Regions from separate parts of the Mus musculus genome. Here region 2 is linked to region 1. A link is a contact called in ENCODE Hi-C data. All regions are on one chromosome and are shown on one strand. Each heading gives the region's core, a stretch centred on a gene start or an enhancer-like site at or near the end of the contact. The rest is flanking DNA. Distances are from core to core; before and after follow the strand shown. Region 1 has its middle 10 kb from the start of Ece1. Region 2 holds the start of Hp1bp3 (heterochromatin protein 1, binding protein 3).

Region 1 (6,026 bases), core at 2,414-4,913:
GCCCTTGAGTTTCACATAGCCCAGGCTGCCCCCAAATCTGCATTGTATCCCAAGCTAACATTGAACCTCTGATCCTTCTGCCCCTGCTAAGATTACAGACACATGTTGCCACACCCAGCATCTCTTTCCTTTTAAACTAAAAACCATCAGAAATTGTTGAAGCCCCTGGGTAGCCCCTTCTAGCCCCTCCTCTGACCCCTTCCCAGAGTGGATGAATCTCAGGTTCAGATAGAGGTTTCTTGCCCACATAGTTTGTATGCTAAGTTCCAATCAAGTTTTTATTTGTTTGTTTTTGAGACAGGGTTTCTCTGTGTAGCCCTGGCTGTCCTGGAACTCACTATGTAGACCAGGCTGGCCTCGAGCTCAGAGATCCACCTGCCTCTGCCTCCTGAGTGTCATTCAGGTTTCAATGACAGTGTCCTATGGCATGCATGCTGTCACCTTGCTTTTAGGGTGTGGCATGGTGCTCAGGGGTATGTTCACATTGATCCACATCACCCAAGCCATCTGCATGCCACTCGCAATTCTGTGCGACAAATAGTCCCCTGATGAGGGGCTCGCGAGCCCCTCCCATTGATTGGACACCGTGAGCTGGGCTTTGTGCGAGGAGTCCTCAGCACATCTGGAGGATGCTCTTCTCTGGAGTAAACACATAAAATAGATAGCTCAGTCGTAGGTCTCCTAAGGGTTTTTCAACTTCAATAAATATACTACATCAGAATATGTATCACAGCCCTAGAGGATCTGACAAAAAAATAATCTCAACACAATTGTAATAGACAAAATTAGTGACTCTTTTCCTCTATTAAATCTCTGTGAAGGAATATTCTCTCTCTCTCTCTCTCTCTCTCTCTCTCTCTCTCTCTTTCTCTCTATCACACATACATGCACACACATGCACATATATATGAACACACATGAACATGCACACACACACACACACACACACACACTCACACACACGCTGTTTTGTGAAGCAAATCATCTTGGTTTCTTTTCTTGAAGCTATGATAAAACACCCTAACAAAAAAAACAGCTGAAGGAAGAAAGGATTCATTTCAGCTGAAGTTCAAGGTACAGCTCATGGTGGCGGGGTAGCCCGGGCAGCCGGAATGGGAAGCATCTGGTCACAGCACATCTATGATGGGGAAATGAGAAGAATGAACGCTGGCTGCTGCTCCCCTCACTGTTCCCACTTACACTGTGTAGGATCCTGTGCAGGGAATGCTGCCGCCCACAGTGGGCATGGGTCTTCCCACTTCAATTTGCATAATCACTACTCCCGGCACAGGCCTGCCCAGAGGCCCAGGATCTCATGTCAGCCAAGCTGGCCTCAGACTCACTATGTAGTTGAAGCTGACCTTGGATTGATCATCCACCTGTCTCTTTCCCAACTGCTGGGATTGCAAACATGTGCCTCTGCAGAGTCAGGAAGACCAGGGTTTGAGGTGAGCCTGGGCTGCAAAGCAAGACCCTGTCAATACAATACATTTAGTGGCCAGGCAGAGGTGGCCACACGCCTTTAATCCCAGCACTCGGGAGGCAGAGGCAGGGGGATTTCTGAGTTTGAAGCCAGCCTGGTCTACAAAGTGAGTTCTAGGACAGCCAGGGCTATACAGAGAAACCCTGTCTCGAAAACAAAACAAATTAAATCAAATCAAAACAAAACAACAACAACAAAAACAACAACAACACCCAATACATTTAGAGATGTTTTGAAGACCAGTTGTTGTCTTAGTCAGGGTTTCCATTGCTGTGAACAGACACCATGACCAAGGCAACTCTTATGAAGGACAGCAGTTAATTGGGGCTGGCTTACAGCTTCAGAGGTTCAGTCCATTATCATCAAGGTGGGAGCATGGCAGTGTCAAGGCAGGCATGGCGCTAGAGGAGCCGAGAGTTCTACATCTTGTTTTGAGGGCCAAAAGGAGATGACTGGTTCCCATGTGACTAGGAGGAGGGTCTCAAAGCCCACCCCCAACAATGACACACTTCCACCAACAAGGCCACACCTCCCAACAGTGCCACACTCCCTATGGGCCAAGTATATTCAAGCCACCACAGCTGCCCTGAGAACTTTAGCCAGCTGCTCTTTTCCCTGCCTGGCAGGAGGACCTGAGTTCAAATCTGCCTTGTTTATGCCCCTTTTCAGAAGTGTAGCTTAGAATCTCATCCGCCTGCCCGATGCTTACCTGTCCTATCTTTCTTTGGTCCCCTGGACTACACTCAGGCTAGCCCATTCCTCTGCCCTGACTGATTCTGTCACAGTGTTAAGGCTGGCCCCATTCCTCTCCTTGACTGATTCAGTGTTAATTTCTTCTCCAGCCTTGCTTGCCCATGATGCATCTCTGACCCCAGCCCAGCCCACCTCCAGTTAGATTCTTCTCCTATTGTCTCTCTTTCATTATCTAAATGCAACATCTGCAATAACCTACTACTAAGAAACAAAGATCACTGGTAAAAAAAAATTTTTAAATGGATTTGTATGTATGTGGACCTGCCTGTGTGTGCACGTACCACATGTGTTAGTACCTATGGAGGCCAGCAGGGGGCAGTGTATTCCCCCTGCTGGAGTTACAGGCTATTGAGAGCTGCTTGATGTGGCTGAAAGCCAAAGCCAGGACCTCTGAAAGAGCAACAGGCTCTGCTAACTGCCGAGTCAATTCCTTAGTCCTTGGGAGAAAACATTTTATAAACCATTGTAAGCAGAGGAAGTTACATCTCCATCCACTCACCCTAAGTTTCCTGAGAAGGCTCTCTGGCTTGGAGGTCAGCAGCCCCAACGCTAGTCTCTGGAAGTTTATAGTCCTCTGAAACTGCTAGAGCGCCTTCTCAGTCAAAGCAACAAGGGAAACGTAGTGAACTGTCCCTGGACTCACAAGCAAAGGACAGGAGGCCATTTCATTTGGAAATGCCCCCTTTTTCCCAAAGCTAAAGCCCAAGATTATTATACCATACAGGTGATGCTGTGTGGACAATTCCTAACACCATTTACATATAAGACACACATGTCCCATTCCACGTGGGGCAAATTCCTTCGCCATCTTCTGGGAGGACACTATATCGAAGCATCTTTCAGTAAGGGCAGGCCTGATTTGGTTTGGATATGAAATGCCCCCTCCCCGACCTTAGACACATATGTGGAAGGTTTGGTCTCCAATACAACGCACAGAGGTGAAGCTGTGGGAGAGTTGTTTGGATCCTGATAGCTCTGGCCCAATCAGTCCATCTGTCAATCATCTGACAGCCCCATCAGAGGGGGTAGAGACTGGGAGGCAGGGCCTTGGTGGGGAAAGGAAGCCATTGGGAATGTACCCTTGAAGGGCACATCTGTCCCAGCCCCTCCCCACTCTGTGCTTCTGCGCTGCCATGACATAAGCCGTTTCTGCCACCTTGCTATCCTGCTTTGCCATAGGCCTGAAAGGAACTGACCAGAAGGCTATAGAGTAAAGCCTGGAAAACCACGAGCCAAAAGGAATCACTCCTTCCTGATATTGTCAACCGGAAGCACCAAACTGGAAGTCCTTGGGGGTGAGATGTCCACCATTGCAGCCTTGGAAGGAAGCAAGCATTCTGATGGTTTAATGTCACAGCCCCAGGGGACAGGGGCCTCCCTGTGTGACTTGGAGTTTCTTAGGAGCTGTGGTCAGTAGGCTCAGAGAAAGGGCTCACTGCTCGCCTGTTCCCCCAGCTCTTACTGACTCTCTCTCTCTCTCTCTCTCTCTCTCTCTCTCTCTCTCTCTCTCTCTCTCTGCTGAGCTCCCACTGTCTCTAGGCTCTTAGCCTGCATCCTGGGAAGGTCAGTAGGTCACAGATGGGGCACCACCTCATTTGCTTCCTGGAGTAGCTGCGGTGATGCAGCCACGCTGGTAACAGTCTGGGACAACAGAAAGCAAACAGATTGTTCTGACAGCCACACAGCTCTGGGAATTCACTAAAAAAAAAAAAATCATTGACTTGTACACTTAAAATGCATGACCAAGACAGGCTATGTACTGTGCTAGGGTGGTGGGCGAGGTAGGAGAATGATGAGTTTGAGGCTAGCCTGGGCTACATAGAGAGGTTCTGTCTAGAACAAACAAATCACTGCAGTGGTACCCACCTATGAACTCAGTACCTGGGAGATGTGGCAAGAGGGTCGGGCGTTTAAGGTCATCCTAGGCTACATAGCAAGTGTGGGGCTAGCCTGGGCTACATAAGCCTCTGTCTCAAAAACAAAACAACAACAACTAAGTGTGAATTCTGTTAAGCACAGTGAAGACATGAGGTCAGGTACCTGGAGGAAGGGGACCCTCCCCAGGTCAGCCAAGGAGGTCCTTTTTGAAGTGACGCCCTATGGACCTAACAGGTCAGGAGTAGAGGTAGCTTCAGTGAGGGCTAGCCTGGTTATGCTTGCCTGGTGGGAACCCAGTATTACGGGACCCGTGAGCTCTACTTTCTGTCCTTTTGGTTTTGAGACAGGGTTTTACTAAGTAGCTCAAGCTAGACTAGAACTCACTCTGTAGCATAGGCTGGCCTCAAACTCCTGATCCTGTCACCTCTGCCTCTCAGGTACTAGAGTGTAGGCATGAGCCACCACACTTGGCTGGGAGCCCTTCCCCACACACACCATCTGTAGGGCTCATGCAAGGCTGAGGGTTGTCCTAGACTTCACACCAATGAGGGGTAAGTCCTAGACATGGGGTCTGTCTATGTCTGGCTGAGTTTTTTTTTTGCTCTACCCCACCCTAGTCCAGGAGCCCACGCTCACTGACTACATGTCTTTTGTGGCCTGCCACAACTGGAGCTTGGGCTTCAGTGGGCAGTGGAGGTGCCCAGGCCTGTGCTGGGCTAGGAGGTGGCTGAGGCCCAATGACTTCATGGCGTCTCCACAGACAGCAGCAACCCAAGCAGTATGAGTCATGCGGTTGGAGGACTGTGAGACCGTGGGATCTCAGCACATTTGATAGGTCACAGGGACATCAGCCAACCCGGATGTTAAAACCACAGGCTGGGAGGAGACCTGCTGGCCCACTCTCCTCCTGTACCTGCCCAGGACCTTCTCTCAAGGGCCTGTAGCTCCCAGCATCAGAGCTGGATGAAAGCGCACAAGGCCATTCCCCAGCTGTGTGACCTAGAACACACTGAGCGAGGCTCTCCATGCCAGGCTTGGGAAAGGAAGAGGTAGGTCAGGACCAGAATCCTCCACATAGCTCTATGTCCCGCTCTTTGCATCCTGTCAGGAAGAGTGGCTTCCCACCTAGTGGTAGTTCTGTGTTCTCTATCCATGAATACAAAGTGTCCCAGGTCTTCTGTGTTTTGGGACCTCTTCCCTAGAGATTAGGAGTCGCTTGATCAGGAAGGCTAGGCCATCAAGAACTTCTCATAGCTCCTCAGATGATGCCAAGGGACCAGTGGGATCCAAACAAAAACTGGAGGCCCAGCCTTTCATTTCATAGCCAAGGAGACTGAGACCTGGAGATCACACAGAGCTTTCTCCAAACCCAAGGGCCACACCTTATGCAGCCATCTGGCTCCCAGGATTGCTTCTGTTAAATAGGGGGGTGTCCTATGAAGCCTAAAGCAGTCGTCTCTGCAGAGAAGAGTTTGATTGACATTTATGGAGTACTGTGTGTTGACCCTGTGAATGGGCTGCGGAATTGGGGTCAGGCAGAGGAAACCACCAGAGGAAGCCACCTTGGCAGGATAGGGCAGGCAGTATGTGTGTGTGACAGCTGCATGGAGGTGAACTGGGATGGGGAAGGCCCCTACCTGCTCCCTGTTAGATCTAAATGGTTAGATCTAAGGCTCATGGGGGTCATCTTGACTCAGGCAGCTAGCAGCTGAGAGACAGCTTTGACAAAGGCTCTGAGGCTTGGTACAAGCTTGAAGGACACCTGACCACTCCCTGCTGCTTCTGCAGCCTGAGCTGCAGGCTTAAGTTAGTCCAGAGGAATGGGCAGCAGGAACGGCTGTATCTAGGATCTCTTTCCCAGTCCCTGAGATACAAGGCATGACCTTTGGTCGACTGCTTTATGCGGCGTCTT
Region 2 (6,008 bases), core at 2,458-4,957, 360 kb after region 1:
CAGAGGTCAAAGGACAATTTGGATGAGTTAGGATCTCACCTCCCACTAAGTGGGTACCAGGGACTGAATGTAGTTTGTCAGGCTTGGCAGCAAGTGGCTGTACCTGCTAGGCCACCTGCTGAGCCACCCCACTGCCCAGAAGCTTCAGGTCCCCAGCTGTCAACAGTATTTACAAAGCAAAGATGGTAGATGGAGCAACCTACTCAGTTTGCTGGAATTTCCTCGGTTTAAAAACTGAAAGTCTGGCCCAGACATGGTGGCATGTGCCTTTAATCCCAGCACTCAGGAGGCAGAGGCAGGAGGATCACTGTGGGTTCAAGGTCAACCTGTTCTACATAGTTCAGAATCCTTTTCTTTCCTGTTGCACCCAGGGCCTCACACATGCTAGAGCAAGTGCTCTGCAGAGCTACGCACCAACGCTAGCTTGTAAGCCTTTGTCAAAAGCTATTGGGCGTAGATGTGTTTCAGAGTTATACACTTCTATTTATTGGGGTTCATATGTGTAAATGTGGGAGTCACTTCTCTCCAACCATATTGGTTTCTGGAGCTCCAACTCAAGTTGTCAGCCTGTTGGCTGTCTCCTTTACCAGCTGAGCTATCTCACCTGGACTCCAGAATTCTGAGTATTTCTGTCTCTTCCTTTACCCTACTAGTGATTGAACCTAGGATCTTTCTCAGGCCAGGCAAATAGTCTACCACTGAGCTATATACATCCCTAACCCTGGAATACAAAAGTTTTGAGAAGAACTTTCAAGGTTGATTATTATGCTAAAAAGGAGTTATAACTATGGCCACCAGTAAACGGAGAATGTGTAATGGGGAGGAAGGGTGTCCAGGCATACTGCTTATCTGGCGTCAGTGACATCACAAACAATAACAGAAACTCCTATGGGCCCTTTCCCTAGCCTCCATTTCCTTCTCTAGATAGATATGAATGGTCAATTCTGTTACTCTCCCATCTCAAGAGCCAGTAATTGAGAGTCACTGTCCAGTCTTCTGGCTGGACATCAGGAAAATCAAGTGACATACCGCCAACCCCAGTCTCATTCATACTGGACACCCTGAAGGAACCCAAGCCTGAAACTGCAGTCCTGCCACCACAACTCTTGCAAAGAAATGAGTCACTCCATTGGAAACAGAAACCTCTCCCTCCCTGACATCCAAAGTTTATTCTTCAGAGCTCTTGAAGTAAATATGAGCTATGACTAAGACGGTAAGCATTGTTCTGTGCTCAGCCTTGTGACTGCACCACTGGGTTCTGGGCTGGAACTCTGCGAGTCAGTCAGCTGTTGCTTCATCTTTATCCATCTTTATGCCTAACTCTAAAGTCACCCCCTCTTTTCTATACAAACATGAAGTTTTAGTCCAACAGACTTTTGTGTCCTACAGGTCTACATCTAAGGACTCGGGAGGGAGAAAAAAACAATTATTGCCTTAACAACAGGCTGTGGATTCTGCAAAACTTGCTATATGCTAAGTTAAACATACCTTAGCTTTTGTTGAAATCTAGAGAGTGACTTCCTCAGGGTTTGATTTTTCAAGACAGGGTCACATAGCCTTGACTGTCCTGGAACTAAGTAGACAAAGCTAACCTTGAACTTCGAGAGATCTGCCCCACTCTGCCTTCTGAGTACTGTGATCAAAGGGATGGTCCCATTGTACCAGGTTCCAAGTATTTTCTTGAAACGTATGACACTCAGGTTTTGGCAAGAACTTGGTTTTATGTTCTTGAAATTTTTGTCCTATCATTTTGCTTTCTTCTACATAAGAGTTGTTTGTTTGTTTGTTTGTTCTTAAATCTTAGGCAAAACTCTGTATGTCTCTCAATTCTTATTGGGCTCATCTTGCATGAGGTAGGACTTAAAAATGTGACTTTGAGGCCACTCTGATCTACATAGTAAGCTCCAGGCCAGGCAATGTTGTATTTTATAAAAATAGAGAAACCAGGGATATGTTTGATAGAGGCCAGGTATAATGTGAGATAAGGGGGTGTCTCTGTGGGCCCATGCTGAGGCATCCCTTCCCCCTGAGAGACCAGCCATAGATGGATGTAGTGTATAGAATAGGGTTTATTCAGGGCATGGGGAGGGGAGTTGGAAGGCAGAGAAAGAGGGGGGGGCAGGTTATGACCATGTGGAGAGGGAGGGGCAAGGGGTGAGAGGTCAGAGCAAGAGCAAGAGATCGAGGAGGGGGCAAAGAAGCGCCTTTTTTAGTGAGTTAGACACACCTGGCTATTGCCAGGTAACTGTGGGACATAGCCTAGATGAAATGTCAACAGGCAAAACTACATAGAGAGATCCTGTCTCAAACAAGGACACACACCAAATGTAGCAAGTTCCCAATTATGCCAATACATAAAAGTGGGATGGGGACAGGTGTCTCCGTGGCTGAGGTCCCTTGCTCTTGTAGAGGATCTCGGTTTGGTTCCCAGCACCCACATCAGACAGCTTACAACCTACTAACTCAATTCCCAGGAGTGCAGACAATCCTTAGACATCTGCACACACCCGGAACACATACAAACAGGTACACACACATATAAAAAATTAAAAGATGGTTTTAAAACAGAATTCTTCAAAAAGACCAAAATCCCTTTTTAATATTTAATTTTTTTTTCATATGACATACTTGATCAGGTCCCCTCCTCTCCAAATCCTCTCAGATCCTCCCCATAAATCCCTTTGAAGAGATTGCCCATGATCCCAGTGTTCAGGGGAATGGGTGATGTCACTAGTACAGACGCTCACCAGGGAGGAATTTTTGGTGGGGTGATTTATTTAATCTTCTTAGAACCCTTGGAGTTTCAGCCACTCTGGCAGGTGGAGAGGACTGAAAGTGTGTCTAATTGGTTTCCGTAATAAGCGCTTTGATTGACCTGCAGTTGCGGTGCCATGCATGTACCAGGCCGATACCCACAAGACTCCGGCTACTTGAGGTACATTGAATTTTTCCAAAGTGGCTTTGAAGAACTACACCTGCAATCCTTCATTTCCTTTTCCTTCTTTACACAGGCTCTCGTGCATTCCAAGCTGGCCTCAGGTTGGTTACCTACCCAAAATGGCCTTGAAATTTCGATCCTCTTGATGCCACCTATTGAGTCTGCGTCATCACACTGGGCTCTAGGTGCTGGCGATGGCACCCAGGGCTTTCTTCAGACTAGACACATACTAACAACTAAACTACTTCTTCAGCCCCAAGAACTACAATTTTCAAAGGCGGTGGTGTGCACATTACATGAATAGGCAGATCTCAACGTAAAGTGCCAAATAAAAGGCGACTCCCTTCTAATTCCGTGGTTTCTTTTGGGTGCTGGGGGTGGGGAAGCTGTCTGTGCATGCAAATCAAGAAGCTGGGGGCAGCCCGGCTCACGCATCTTCCAGGCCGTGTATGACCAGTCCTTGCTCACTACACTGCCAATTCCCTGTGGACTCAGGAAGTGGCTGTTGTTGTCTAGCACCGTCTTCCAGGGCTAAAGGGAGGCTGGAACCCCAAACCCGAAGGACTCGGGGTCGGAGACAGAGACTGCGCCGAGCACGCAGGACGCAGCCAGGAAGCTAGCGCTCCCAGCCACGCTCTGCCTCCCGTCGTCCGCCGTTCCCCCCCACCTCCCCCACGAGCGCCCTGTCGCGCCCCTGCGCGCCCGCCCGGGGACCCACTTGGCGGGCGCGCGCGGGGGCGGGGCCGGCGCGGGGGCGCGCGCGTGAGGCCGCGGGCAGGGGGGCGGGGCGGCAGAGCTCGGTGCCCGGCCTGGAGGACAGCGGTGTCGCGAGTCGGCGATCGGTGGTCCGCGGCAACGCCGAGAGGCCGTACGGGAACGCGGGCGCCGGAGCTCAGAGGTAACGCGGGATGGACCCGGACCCGGCGCGCAGGGAGTGGGCGCGAGCTCCGTGCGCGAGTGAGTAGCGGAGGGCCACCGGCCTGGGCGCTGACGCCGCTGCCCGGGCGCAAGAGGCGGGACGCGGGCACCGAAGGCCGGCGGCTTTTGTCCGTCCGCCGCGGCCGCTGCGCCCTCTCGCGTCGCGCCCGCCACCCGGCCCCTGCCCCTGGCGCGCGGGCCACTCGGGCCCCGCGGCGCGCGCTCCCGCCCTTGTTTTGTTTGGACTTGGGGAGGAGGGGCAGCTCTTCTCGGGTCGGGCCCACCCCCCCTCCGTGCTTGTCTCAGTGCGCATGCTCCGGCGTGCGCCGCGGAGCCCTATTGGCTGCGGGCTTGCGCATGCTCCGAGGCCTGTGGCCCGACTTCCGCCGCGCCCTCCTCCCCTCGGCCTACTGTCAACTTGTCTTCAAGCCCGGTTCGAAAGATGCCGGCACTAGTGAGTGGCTGCGGCGGGCCCGCCCTCCCGGCTTCTCCGCCCCCGCCGCCGCCGTGGCCGCCATTACGGAGTCCCCAGTGGTGAGTGTGCAGAGCTGAGGCCACGCCGGTCGCCGCTGGTCGCCGCCGGGTCCCCGCAGCCAGGAGCGCGGCGTGGTCTCTGCGCGGTACCTCCGCCGCCGCCCTCAGCAGTCCCGCGCCCATCTTACTCCCCACTCCCGCTAGCCCTGCGCTGTCACCGCCACGGCTCTCTGTCGCGCAGCCGCTCGCTCCCGCCTTTGTCTTCGCTGCTCCTCCGGGCGATGCTCAGCCTCTGGGCGCTGTCGCTTCGCTGCTGTCGCCGCCGCCGCTACCCCGACGGCCTTGCGCTTCTGTGTCCCCCGCGAGCCTACACCTCCCCCGGCCTCCGCCGCGCTCCCCAGGCCGGCGCAGGATTGTCAGTGGCAGCCGTCTTAAGCCTAGGCCCGAGTCGATCCAGACTTAAGCAGGCAGTTTTCCTTAACGCCCTTGAGCTAAACCCTCCTTCACAGCCAGAAGTGCTCATGACTTCTCCCCCAGGCTGCTTTACTGCCCTTCTCCGACTGCCCGTTGCTTTGGAGAACGAGTCTTATTAGACCTGGACCTCATACGCAAGCATCTTAGACGTGAAATGTGTCTAGAGAGTCATTCTGCATTTGATCTTAGCCAGAAGGGCCTAGAAGCTATTAGGAAATCGTTTGAAGTTTTTAATTTTTATTTTATCTTCAATTTTATCTTCAGCATAGGCCATATAAGGCTGCCACGAGCTTTCAGTTTCAGAGTGATTTGTTCAAAGCTGCTCTCAAATTTTGTTTTTGAGGTGGTCTCCCTAATGCTTCCTTGGGACTCTGTGCTCCTCCTGCCTCAGCCTCCTGTGTGTGAGTGCAGGGGGTGCTACTGTGAACTGACACCGGAGAGTACACATGTAGTAGGGTTAAGATTGAGGTTCTTAGCCCTAGCTTTCATACTTACTTAGGAGGTGGACCCCTGGACGCTGACTAGGAAGTTACTGAGGCCTGTGCAGATGCAAGTCTAAACTGGAGCCCTGTGGAGCTGTGTGTTTGATCGGCCTCTATCCCTGGCCGTGATAGATATCACTACATGCTACTTAATGAAATGGGAAAGTCGCTAGCAATCACGATGTTTTATCTGAGTGAGGAAAAGCCTGGGAGCTGTGTGAGGGATTTACTGGTCTGTTAGTGACATTAGAAAGGATGCATATTACATGGAGTTTATGGTGACACTCTTGCTAAAAATGCTGACGCAGTAATTTGAAATACATGCCGTAGCCCCAGACCGGCTGCCTTTTCTAATGGCATAAACTACCACCATGGAATTGGGCTTTCTACTTCTGCAAGTTTTTACTGCCTGTATTAAAACAATTTAGGCATCTCCTTTGTCAAAAGTAAGTCATGTTACTATTTACGCATTCAATAAAAAGAACCCAAAATTTGTGGCCACAGGAGAACTTGATAAACCCTAAGTGGAAATATAGTTTGGTTTCCACACCATATGAAGCCAGGTTAAAGAACCATTTTCATTCTTTAGCAAATATTTGTTGAACTCTCATTCTGACCCTGTTATCTTTTAGGCACCCAGTTTTGTATCTGTGACTCAGTAGAAAAAAATGACCTATCCACTTCCAGAGTGGTGTGCAGCTGTAATGCCAGCACTGGGGAGG

The links. Hi-C counts contacts between places; a loop is a spot of excess contacts on that map.
Region 2: a map of T-helper 17 cell shows a loop between it and region 1 (3-fold over the local background). The contact joins the promoter of Hp1bp3 here to the enhancer-like site in region 1. A Hi-C loop is called at or near these places in 4 of 37 maps with a recorded cell type or tissue (T-helper 17 cell, T-helper 2 cell, left cerebral cortex and 1 more).

The regions. Positions count from the first base shown.
Region 1 is chr4:137,849,113-137,855,138 of GRCm38, forward strand. No RefSeq gene overlaps it. Among named protein-coding and RNA genes, the nearest start is that of Ece1, 10 kb to the right of the region's middle. Within about 2 kb of position 3,664, at least 1 of the 3 ENCODE cell types and tissues checked has a DNase peak (open chromatin) inside an H3K27ac peak, as active enhancers do.
Region 2 is chr4:138,212,905-138,218,912 of GRCm38, forward strand. Hp1bp3 (heterochromatin protein 1, binding protein 3) reads left to right here and starts at 3,708. Exons shown (of 13, transcript NM_010470.3): 1 at 3,708-3,836.